2 separate regions of the Homo sapiens genome follow, and region 2 is linked to region 1. A link is a loop called in an ENCODE intact Hi-C map of the cell type or tissue named here. Cell type or tissue: IMR-90. All regions are shown on one strand. Each heading gives the region's core, and the rest is flanking DNA. Links, peaks and the distances in the headings are about the cores only.

Region 1 (5,381 bases), core at 273-5,272:
GACTTTTGAGTTAATGCTGATGTGAGTTAAGACTTTGGAGGACTGTTGGGAACGCATGATTGGTTTTGAAATGTGAGGACAGGAGATTTGGGAGGGTCCAGGGGCAGAATAATATGGTTTGGCTATGTGTCCACCCAAATTTCACCTTGAATTGTAATTCCAGTAATCCCCACGTGTCAAGGGTGGGACGAGGTGGAGGTAATTGAATCATGGGGGTGGTTTTCCTGATGCTATTATTGTGACAGTGAGTTAGTTCTCATGAGATCTGATGGTTTTATCAGGGGCTTCTCCCTTCACTTGACACTCAATCCTGCTGCTCTGTGAAGAAGGTGCCTGCTTTTCCTTTGCCTTCTGCCATGATTGTAAGGTTCCTGAGGCCTCCCCAGCAATGTAGAACTGTGAGTCAATTAACCCTCTTTCCTTTATAAACTACCCAATCTTGGGCAGTTCTTTATGGCAGCATGAGAATGGACTAATACTACAGGTTTTACACATCTGCTAGCAAAAAACATTCTATTTTTCTGACTCCCTTTATGTCTGTCTGTTGGTCTGACAGCTCACTGAAGTCAGGGAAAGATCCTTTAATTTCTTTTGTACCCATTCCATGGTTTCTAATTCCCATTGCCTGCTCAGTGCACACTCACTGCTTGTTTCTCACCCATGCCTGCCTTATAGAACAAGATAAAATTAAAAACACCTACCCCTTTTGTGTGGGCAGTGTTTCTGCCAAGGCAACGATTCAGCTCCTTCCTGGTATGAGGGCCTGAGCTGCCCCAAGGAGAGGGGAAAGATTAAGCATCTGTAATAAATGTTCCCTAGGCAGGGAGGGAAAAATCACCTAACACTCTTGTGGTTTTTAGAAAAAAAAAAGGGTAAGAGAAGAGAAGGAGGAAAAAGAAAATCCTGAGCTTTAAACAAGTGGCCAGGCTGTTTGTCACCTGTAAAATGAGGCGATGGAAAGCAGGAAAGGGCAGTGGTCCCTGGGTCTGCTTCAGGGATTTGTGCCTCAGACATCTGCTCCAATGCTCCTCGGCTGTCCATCTGCAATTTCTTTTTCTTTAACAAAAACAAAGAACCCTCACTGGACTGAAGTTTCCCACCTGGGCTGAATTTTCAGACCTGGCCTAGGTGGTCCCTAAGTAAATAATTTTATCCTCACTCACTCACCTCCTCCTGAGGAAAAAAACCCATCTTTTTGCTCAGTGAGAGAAGAAAGCACCCAAACCAAACAACAGATTCTCTGCAGCATTGGAACTCTCATTCTAGGGACTCCCGCGAGGGCATGCGGTTTAAATCAGAGTACCCAAGCTACTTGTCTATCTCCTGGGTAAACCTGATTAACATGGACTCAGAGAGAAAGGTTGGATGCATGCCAAAGTACTTTAGTGCCTGTGTAGACTGGTGCATGGACTTTTCCCATCACCCAATAGTTCTAGAAGTCCACCTGCAGGCAAAAAGTAAAGAAACAGCCTGACCTAAAGTGCAACCTGTGGTGTACTCTTGATTTTTCACATGGAGCCCTTCATGATTTCACCATAGCTGATAGATTCAATAGAAGTCCTCCTGCTGTAGAGAGAATTTCTGTGGTCCTTTTGCCTCTGCATTCATTTGGTTTGGGCTGTTTTTTTTTTTTTTTTTTTTTTTTTTTTTCAGATGCGCCTCTGTTTGTGTCAGGCACTTGTGCTAGGCTGGAGGGATCCAAAGATGAACAAATGACAACCTCTGCCCTCTGGGAGCACACAGCTCTTGTGATAAGGATAAAAATCCAGACTGATGATTATAAAGTGATCAGTTTGCTAGGGTTACTATAGCAGATTATCACACACTTGGTGGCTTGAAAAAGCCTCCACTTAACCTCTCACAGTTCTGGGGGACAGAAGTCTGAAATCCAGGCGTCAGCAAGGTTGGTTCTTTCTGGAGACTTTGCAGAAGAATCCATTCCATGCCTCTCTCCTGGCTTCTGGTGGCTGCTGGCAGTCCTTGGGATTCGTTGGCTTGTAGCTGCGTAATTCCAATCTCTGTGTTCGGCTTCACTTGGCCTTCTCCTTGTGTCTCTGTGTCACATATCCCTCTCCTTTATCTTATAAGGACGCATCACTGGATTTATAGCCCATGCTAAACCCAGGATGACCTCATCCAAAGACCCTTGACTTAATTATATCTGCAAATATCTTATTTCCAAATCAGGTCACATTCATAAAGTAATGGGGCTTAGGGTTTGGATATATCTTTTGAGAGAACACAATTCAATCTACTGCAAAGATCAAATATGATAGGTACTATAAAAATAGAGGCAAGCACAGAACATGATTGTAGCAGAGAAGAGAATGGTCCATTGCAGCTGAGTGAGAGTCAGGAAAGGGCTCTAGAGGAGGTGGCTCATAAGGGGAGTTTTGGGGGGACAAGCTGGCGTGTGTCCCAAGGAGGGGCTGCTTGTGTGAAAGTGAAGAGGTTTGCAAGTGTCATAAAGGGGATGACTCCAACTTTGGCACTTGAGTGTTGGCAGGATCCTGGAATCCCTTCTGTGCTCAACCATCCTCTCCACCACTGCCTTTGATACCTGACAAGAAAGACCTCTCTGAGCTGGCTGGAATTTCAAACAGTGCAGCCTCTAGCCTACCATGCGTGAAGCCCCCAAACTTGGCCTCTCATCTAAACATAAAAAAGCCCCAAACTACCCCCCAACCCCACCCCTAATTGTTCTCCTTCTCATCATTGGAATTCTTCGCAATGTCTTCTCTTCCTGAGAATCTCAGCTTCCTGTGAATACTAACTAAACATTCATTCATATTCATTGGTGAGGGTCATCTGTCTCAGCCTCCAAATGCATTCCTGGGTGAGTGATCAGATCGCGCCTCTGGGAAAACTGACCAAATAGAAAAAATGGTGGGAGTGGGGAATCATAGAGTATTTGTGTGAATGGCTTGTGTGGAGTGTGAGTAGGGTGGAGGAGAAGTTAGTTCGCATTGGAGAGGTAAACAGAAGGCAAATTACAGAGAGTCTACAATAACAAAACTCCTACAGCAAAACACAAACTGGAAAAGGTGTATCAAAGCCAAATAGCTCAAATTCACCTGTAAAACACAGGTGCTGCTGCTTTGGGACCACCCTGGTTCTCAAGAAATGAAGGCTTCAGCATGAGGAAATACAGGATAGGATGGATGAAGAAACAAAAGTCTGAAGCGTGGAGAGCCTTCTAGAGGTGGAGCTTCCTGTCTTTAGAGCCAGAATTTTCCAGGGTCTGAATTTCATTCTGTAAGCCTGTTTGAGGTGAGTTAGCCCTTTAGGCATGTGGTGCAGATGATTAAAGTTCTTGGCCAGTGTCCATTGAGCCCATCACTAGCTTACAAATGTTATGTGTTGCAAAAGAACCTTTTGTTGGGCCAGAGGAATGATTTACTCTTCATGGAGTGAACTTGGCCAATAGCTACTCTTGACATAAGTGTGGAGGGACAAAACAATAAGGAGATTTGCAACTTGTCGTTTCCACCCAGTTGACAAAATTATCAGAGCAGCATTTGTGTGACTTCTTTTTTGACTCCCATGAAACTCCCTAGACCATAAAGTAAGCCCTAGCTGGCCAGGTGCGGTGGCTCATGCCTGTAATCCCAGCACTTTGGGAGGCCAAGACAGGCAGATCATGAGGTCAAGAGATCGAAACCATCCTGTCCAACATGATGAAACCCTGTCTCTACTAAAAATACAAAAGTTAGCTGAGCATGGTGGTAAGGGCCTGTAGTCCCAGCTACTGGGGAGGCTGAGGCAGGAGAATCACTGGAACCTGGGAGGCAGAGTTTGCAGTGGGCCAAGATTGCACCATTGCACTCCAGCCTGGGCGACAGAGCCAGACTCCATCTCAAAAAAAAAAAAAAAAAAAAAAAAAGTACACCATCGTTATGAAAAAGAGGGGGCTATCTTACACACTCACTGATGTGTGGTTAGAAGTGCTTTTTGATTAAGGATGTCTGAGCTTGCTTTAGTGTAAAACAGTTCATGAATTTGTGGAAATTATCCACCCCCACACTGATTGTTCTGCTTCAGCTGAGGTCACAGCATCAGGGTGAGGATTTGTGTGGAAATTCAAACTGCACTGGAACGCTGTGCTCAAATAATTCCTGCTCCCCCACCCCCCACACACACCCTGATGAGTTTTTGCGAATGATCCTTTATCCTAAATATCCCACCACTCCAGGAACACTATATGGGTGATTCAGAAGGCCACATCCCATGCATTCTTGTTGCCCTTCCAAACTCATTATTTATGTGTGGCTTTGGATGGTCTTCAGAAGATTTGCTGAAGCATTCACACCACTCCAATCCAAAACTTCACTCTATTGCTAGACCATTCTTTATGTGACAGCTATGGCATCCCAGATCATTTTAGAGTCAAATGTCAGGCACATGCCCTTTCAAAGATAGAAAATGGAGGGGAAATCGCCAGCTGCCCCAATCTTCAACTACTTCTCCTTAAAGGCCCTATGGTATTCCATATTAGAGGCTTGGAAAATCACCACACGTCTGTCAGCAAACTGCGGAATTGTACTGGCAAGATTGGCTTGTGGTGGCGCTGTCTACAGATTTGTGTTTCTTGTCTGCCTGCCAACACCCACTGTCCCTGATAAATGTAGCGCTCAGAGATGGCTAACAAGAGAGGTGGATTGTAGCACACACACCAAGCCCCTGGAGAAGATCAGTGAGGGGAGGTTTAGAAATAAAGCAGAGATGGTGAGATTGAGAATTAGAGAATCTGGGTGCACATCCAGAAAGCCAGGAGCAAATCAATGCTTAAATCATTACGTGCATAGCTCCAGTAGGTAAGGCTGATAGTAGGGACTGTGGAGATATAAAGAAACACATGATGTGACCTTTACTTTCAATGAGCTTTCAGACCATGTGTGGCTAACAGATGTCCTACTTGGGAGTGTAAGCGACAACATAATTTAATAAATGGAGGAGATAAAGGTTATATCTATGATATATTAGTAGTGAACATAGGGTAAGAGATATATTCCAATTTGGCATACTTAGGGAACATACACATTTGTATTTATTTAATGTGTTATATAGCCATTACCAGTTCTGAGTGCTCTAACCAGATGCTAACTCATTTAATTCTCCTCACAATCCTATGATGCAGGCATTATTAGAATATTCACTTCTTTTTAGATGAACAAACAGAAACAGAGAGCTTAAGTAGGTTGCCCAAGGTCATCCAGCTACTAGGTGGCAGAGTCGGGATTCAAAACATCATGGAAGGGAAAAGAAGTTTGGTTGGACTTTGAAGGCAGGTTAGAATTTGAAAGACAAGAAAATAAGAAAGTCTTTCAGCTGCAGGATGGCAGGCCACTAGTGAGAAAGGGAAAGACATAATGAAAGAGTCA
Region 2 (5,381 bases), core at 203-5,202, 150 kb before region 1:
ACCTTTGAGAATGATAGGAGTAGAGGATATACCAAGGCTTGACTCTGGAGAAAGGAGACTCTGCCACAATATTTTAAAGGAAATTGCCTTTCTTCCTTGAATTCATACTGCATTGCCTTTTTGCTGAAATGAGTGGTGATACAACTAGAAAGGATGACCGTCTCAAGAATTGGGCCCACTTCAAACCGAGTCTTTCATATCATGACATGGGGTTTCCCCAAGGAAGAGTTGTAGCCCTTAACTCCCAGCGGTGGTCATTTACAGATAAAAGCCAGAGGAAACCCAGTGTTTTCCAATAGGCTGGCTTAACACAGTCTCCTCTTTGTCAATAATGGGAAAAGATATTGGCTTCTTTGTTACCTGACGTAATTTCAGAGATGGTCACAAACAAACTCAGTCATTTTCTGTAGCTGTCACAGAAATTGGATTTTCCTCCTGCTGCCAGAAAGATCATGGTCTCTTGCTAGAATGGTGATTGCTTCCCATATTTGCCCATCAAAATGCCTTGTGAAAGTTCTTCCAGGACTCAATGGCTCAAGCCTTGTTCTGTATGCATTGATTCTGGAAGTTTCTTTGTGTACAGAGTACAGAAAGTTTAGAATTAGCATTTAGTAATAGTTTCATCTAAATTAATGGGTTGAGTTATGTGGCAGAAAGTTTCTGCTATTTCTGCCAGACTTGGGCTGTCCCTGAATGACACAAACAAGCAGGTCAGACCCTTGTTCCAGTTTGAACAATTCTTTGTGTCTTGAACTATTCTGGTAAAGTAGAATGGCATCCTAAGTGCTGCACTAGGCTACACATTCTGTATTACCAAACAATCAAATTCTCAAACCTCTACTCCCTCTGCTTAGGATGGAGAAAGCCAGTCTAATTTCTAAGGCTTGCAGTCTGAGAGAGAAGCAGAGAACTAGAAAATGTAAGTCTGTTTTCTTCTTTGATAAGCTTCCTTGGCAAAGTCCAATGACCTGAATTATGGTGTGGCCTGTGGCCTAAGAATCTTGAAGTCGGCTCCTGGCTTCCCCTGCCTCTAGCCTCTCTTCAGGCAGTGGTGCCTGGCCCATAGTGCTGTGGATCTATCACTTGGTTTCCAGGGGCAATCATGCATTCTCTTCTTGATTACCAGCCACTGGAGGGAAACAGGGCCACAGATAACCCTAAACAGAGCTAAACCAGAAGCCAAGTCTAGTGTTTGGTTTGAGAAGGCATTATTTGGTTTCTTTATATAGCTATTTTGCCCTTCTAGCTGATAGCAAAACAAATTTTTGCTCCCTGAGTACACAAGGTCTCACGGTGATGGAGGTGAACCAACAATTTGCTAATCAGGGAAGAAAACAGAACCCGAAATTTAACAAAGATGACTGAATATGCCCCTAAAGGATTCCTCCTTTGCGGAGAGAATCTGCCAGGTGGCTAAACCCCATGGTGAAAACGTTTATGCCTAGGTTATTAAGAAGAAAGCTTGTGGGGGCCTGCATTCCAGATCTGTTCCCTAGATCCCTGGAGAAGGGACAGAGGTGCTGGGACTATAAGAGATAATTAGGGCCCAGCTCTCTCCCTCAAGGAGCCAAGGACCAACAAATGGCCTAATACTTAGTCATTCATGTAGCGAATATTTATTGAAGACTTAGTATGTGCCAGGGAGACTGTTTTGGCAATCAAATCTCAGAGTAGAAAGTCTTTCGATTTGGGGTCACAAGTCTCCTGGGTAGCATCTGTTCTGTGCTGTCCTTCGTGGGTCATCACCTGACCTCCAACCACATCTCACTTTTGTGAGACAGCTTATCCCACTGTCCCACAGTCACCAACACTTAAAGGTTCACTTTGTACTGTCCTGAATCTGGGATCTGCCTTCTAATATCTTACCCTGCACGAAACCAGTGCATATGTGCAAGAATACATTGGAATAACTCAATAACCTTACTCACCCATCTGAAGCCTACCCTCCTCTCCCTTTAAAATGACCACAAACATAAACACACACCAAACCTGAAAAGTTGTTGGGTTTGTTTTTGCTTCTGTGCTTGGTGGTGATGGTGGCATTTGTGTGATACAATGAATTCAAAACAAGATGGGGAGAAGATTAGGATAAATATGTTTGGCCCTGTGCCTAACATGGTGCCTGGCATGCAGTAGATCTTCAGCAACGATCTGTCAAATGAATAAGCAAATGAATGAATGAATGACCAGATGAATGAATAAAATGTGAATTACTGACTAGACCATAAATTTTTAATGTTATGGACTTTGTCTCCTATATCTTCATATACCCAGTAGCTAAGACAGTACTTGGCCCATTTATAGGGGTTCAAAAATGAGTAATTTCTGAATGAATAAGTGAAGTCATAAAATTGATGACCATTGGCATATAAATGGGCATGAAATAAATGTTGTCTGAACAAATGAATGAATGAATATGCAAGGCAAGGAAAGATGCTTCACTGGTGATAGTTATTAGATTTCAGCTGGAAAGACATTGTAATTATAATGGGCAGGTGAGCAAAGTATGACTGTTTAGTAGGGCTATGGTTGCTTTTTCAGCATGAGAAACTTTTTCCTATTGTTGACTCAGCAGCCCAGGCAGTCAGGCTTCATCCTGTGCTCTTTTCTAGCATGCTAGTTTTCACCAGGTGAGATGGCAGTGGTTTTTTTTTCCCCCTAAATCAAACTGCTTTGCTTAGAGATGCTACATTTGCTTGATTCACTTCCCAGTTGCTTAAGGGAATGTGGATGTTAACTAGAAATGGTTACAGATGCTAACAGAGAAGCTTTCTGGTTTGGTATTGGAGAAAAGAAAGATATGGAGGAAATGAGCAATGCATACTGACATCTGTGCCTCTGTCCTCGTAGGACCACCTGGAGACCCAACACAGACACAAGAAAAGAGTGGACATTCCATTTCTTCCAAGAGATTTCTTCTTGATTCTGGAACACTCTTGGTAGAGCAAGTTTATTTCCCCCAGGCACGGTCCTTAGCTTCTCAGAGCCACACTCTCTGAAGAGGAGATGGCATTTTTCTTTTGATCTCATCACTTCTGGCTTCTGGAAGGCAGCCCTAAGATGATATAGGATTAAGAGTACTAAAATCTGATTTGACTTTCCTGCTGCAATTGTTAGATCCTTAACCTCTGAGTCAGTTTGGCTACACTCCCCAGGAAACCAAGTTTTACTTTGTCCTAGCAAAAATCTGACTCAGCCTCTGCCTCTTTGGAAGGCATTGTGATTTCCATGCCAGTCATGAAAAGGAAAACGAGGGAGGCACAAATGATGCCCACTACTTAGTAACAGACATTCTCACCAATCTCCTCCTTCTGAGATGCCACCTGATTGGCTCTCCTATGCTCTACTAAAATGAAGAACAAAATACTGGCAGCAGTATTTGGGAGATACGAAAGGTGCAGCCCTAAAGATAATAAAAATTTGTCATAAACTTTAGGAGAATTACATGTAGCCTAGTGGATTAAGTACCTTCCTCTCTAAGCTAACTAATTCCTGGTTCTTTGTTAAACTAGGGTCATTTGACAATTTATTTGTGAGGCAAGTATTTGGTGCTAAAAAGATACTTTAGAGAAATAAGCGAATAGGCTACGGAAGCTCAACAGATGTCCTGAACCATGTGTCAGAAGCTGTCACCCTTCCTTGCTTCAGAAGGACCCCTGAAGAATTTCTGAATGGCCCACAGGAAGAGCCAATAGCATCCTAGTTGGCTAGGCCATCTGCAGCAAAGAACTACAGGCCAAGTTCACAAGAGAAGTGAAGGTTACTCTAGGCCACTGTTATAGGCAGCTGGCCAGTGTTCAGGTCAGCCCAGCTAAATGAAGCCAGTTAAATTAGCTGGGATGAATCATAATCATCATCATAATAAATAAATAATACCATAAGGCCCCTAAATGTGTGGCTATTAGACATCTGGGTATCAGAAGGTCAGTTCTGTGCAGTAGGGTAGCACATGTCTATTGACATAGGCTTGACCCAGATTGATTTGCCCTACTTGGACATTACTTGTCATTGTAAGCAGGTATCTCCCAGTCATAGAGTGTCTTCTAAGAGTGAATCCACTCAAAATAGACAATCCCATATGTTTAGTCAATAATGAGTTAAAATACCATCCCAGACAAGGAATTTAGGGAGATATAAAAAAGATTCTGAAGAGACATAGTCCTAGAATCAAATACACATAGATTTTTGAAATGATCCAGTGACATTCTCCTGTAGATGTTTTGCCCCCTCAGAAATTACTGACAGCTTCCACAGGGGTCTATCTATTCTGATCATTTGTCAGGATAGAAGGGGCTGACTGATCCAGACTCTTCTTTTCAAACTAGAAATAATACTTTTAAGAGTTGAGGGACATGGTTTTGAGATATTGCCTTTCTTTGCCTCTCTAGGATGGAACTATTTAAATCCTCATTTATTAAGTCATTGTTCTCTAAGCATTCCAGTCCCTCATGGCTTGGAGGCTGGAGACAGGTGCTCATGAAAGCTTGTCTTCATGTCGTTAATTTTCAGAGGAGGGGAGGAAATGAGATCAGACACTGTTCCAAGAGTAATTTTGATATCAGATATTCTTTCAAACATCTGCAAATCAATAAAAATTGAGATGAGAGGGGTCACTAAGAGGCATGGTACAGTGGCTAATGAAATTAGTTACCATCTGCCTGCCTAAACTGGACTGCAAATAGAGAATTTAATACTTTCACTTTCAATTTCTGAGATATCCTTATTTACAGTACCAAATAGACTCAACTCTTCACTGGGCTCTTAAAATATTTAGTTTGCATGTTTCCCCAAGTAGAAAGGATGGTGGGGGAGAATGCCCTGGCTGCAACTCAAATGTGCCAGTTTAACATTATTCAGAATGTTAAGAGAAGGTTAAATCACTACATCAAGGTATATATAGATTCGATCTAAAGAGATAGGTTACATGTAGGTCCTATATCAATATTTCCTTGGGCTCTTCTGGCTTAAGAACCCTTACAATTCTATTTTCTTGTAAATACAAACATGATATTCTTATTTCATAGCTGGAGAAAATGAGTCACAGAAAAGCAAAGAGATTCCCTATGAGTTATTTAAGTTCCTGTTTAAATTGCTGGGTGAACGGTAAAGTTGGTGCTGTAATTCTAGAGGGTTCTTGGTCCTGCCTGAAATCCTTTGTAGAACAAGAGAGTTGAAGAGAATGAAGAGAAACATATTGAGCAGGAGGAAGAAGGTAAAAAGGGAGCAAGGAATGAGCAGAGGAAAACAGAATTGGAGAGAAAAGGGAAAGAGGAAAATTAGAAGGGTGGAAAGGAAGAGAAAGTAAAATACTCAGCCATGGCAGTGAAAGATGTAATGATCTGGGAGTTTGCATCCCAGCCCTACAACTAACTAGCAGCATG

The links. A loop is a pair of places that touch in the nucleus more often than their neighbours do. Peaks named below come from ENCODE experiments on the same cell type or tissue, not always from the same donor. Only the 100,000 strongest peaks of a DNase experiment are listed, where the experiment ranks them.
Region 2: a loop joins it to region 1, with 2.7 times the contacts of the local background. A loop is called at or near these places in 2 of 110 quality-filtered maps.

Annotation. Positions count from the first base shown.
Region 1 is chr17:56,140,426-56,145,806 of GRCh38, reverse strand. It overlaps a transcript of ANKFN1 not described here. Among named protein-coding and RNA genes, the nearest start is that of ANKFN1, 10 kb to the left of the region's middle. In IMR-90, for the core only: no CTCF peak of the experiment used is centred there; a DNase peak (open chromatin) is centred at 3,316; H3K27ac peaks cover 1,322 bases.
Region 2 is chr17:56,290,003-56,295,383 of GRCh38, reverse strand. All of the region lies in intron 3 of ANKFN1 (ankyrin repeat and fibronectin type III domain containing 1), which reads right to left. Among named protein-coding and RNA genes, the nearest start is that of ANKFN1, 140 kb to the right of the region's middle. In IMR-90, for the core only: no CTCF peak of the experiment used is centred there; a DNase peak (open chromatin) is centred at 3,143; H3K4me3 peaks cover 246 bases; H3K27ac peaks cover 648 bases.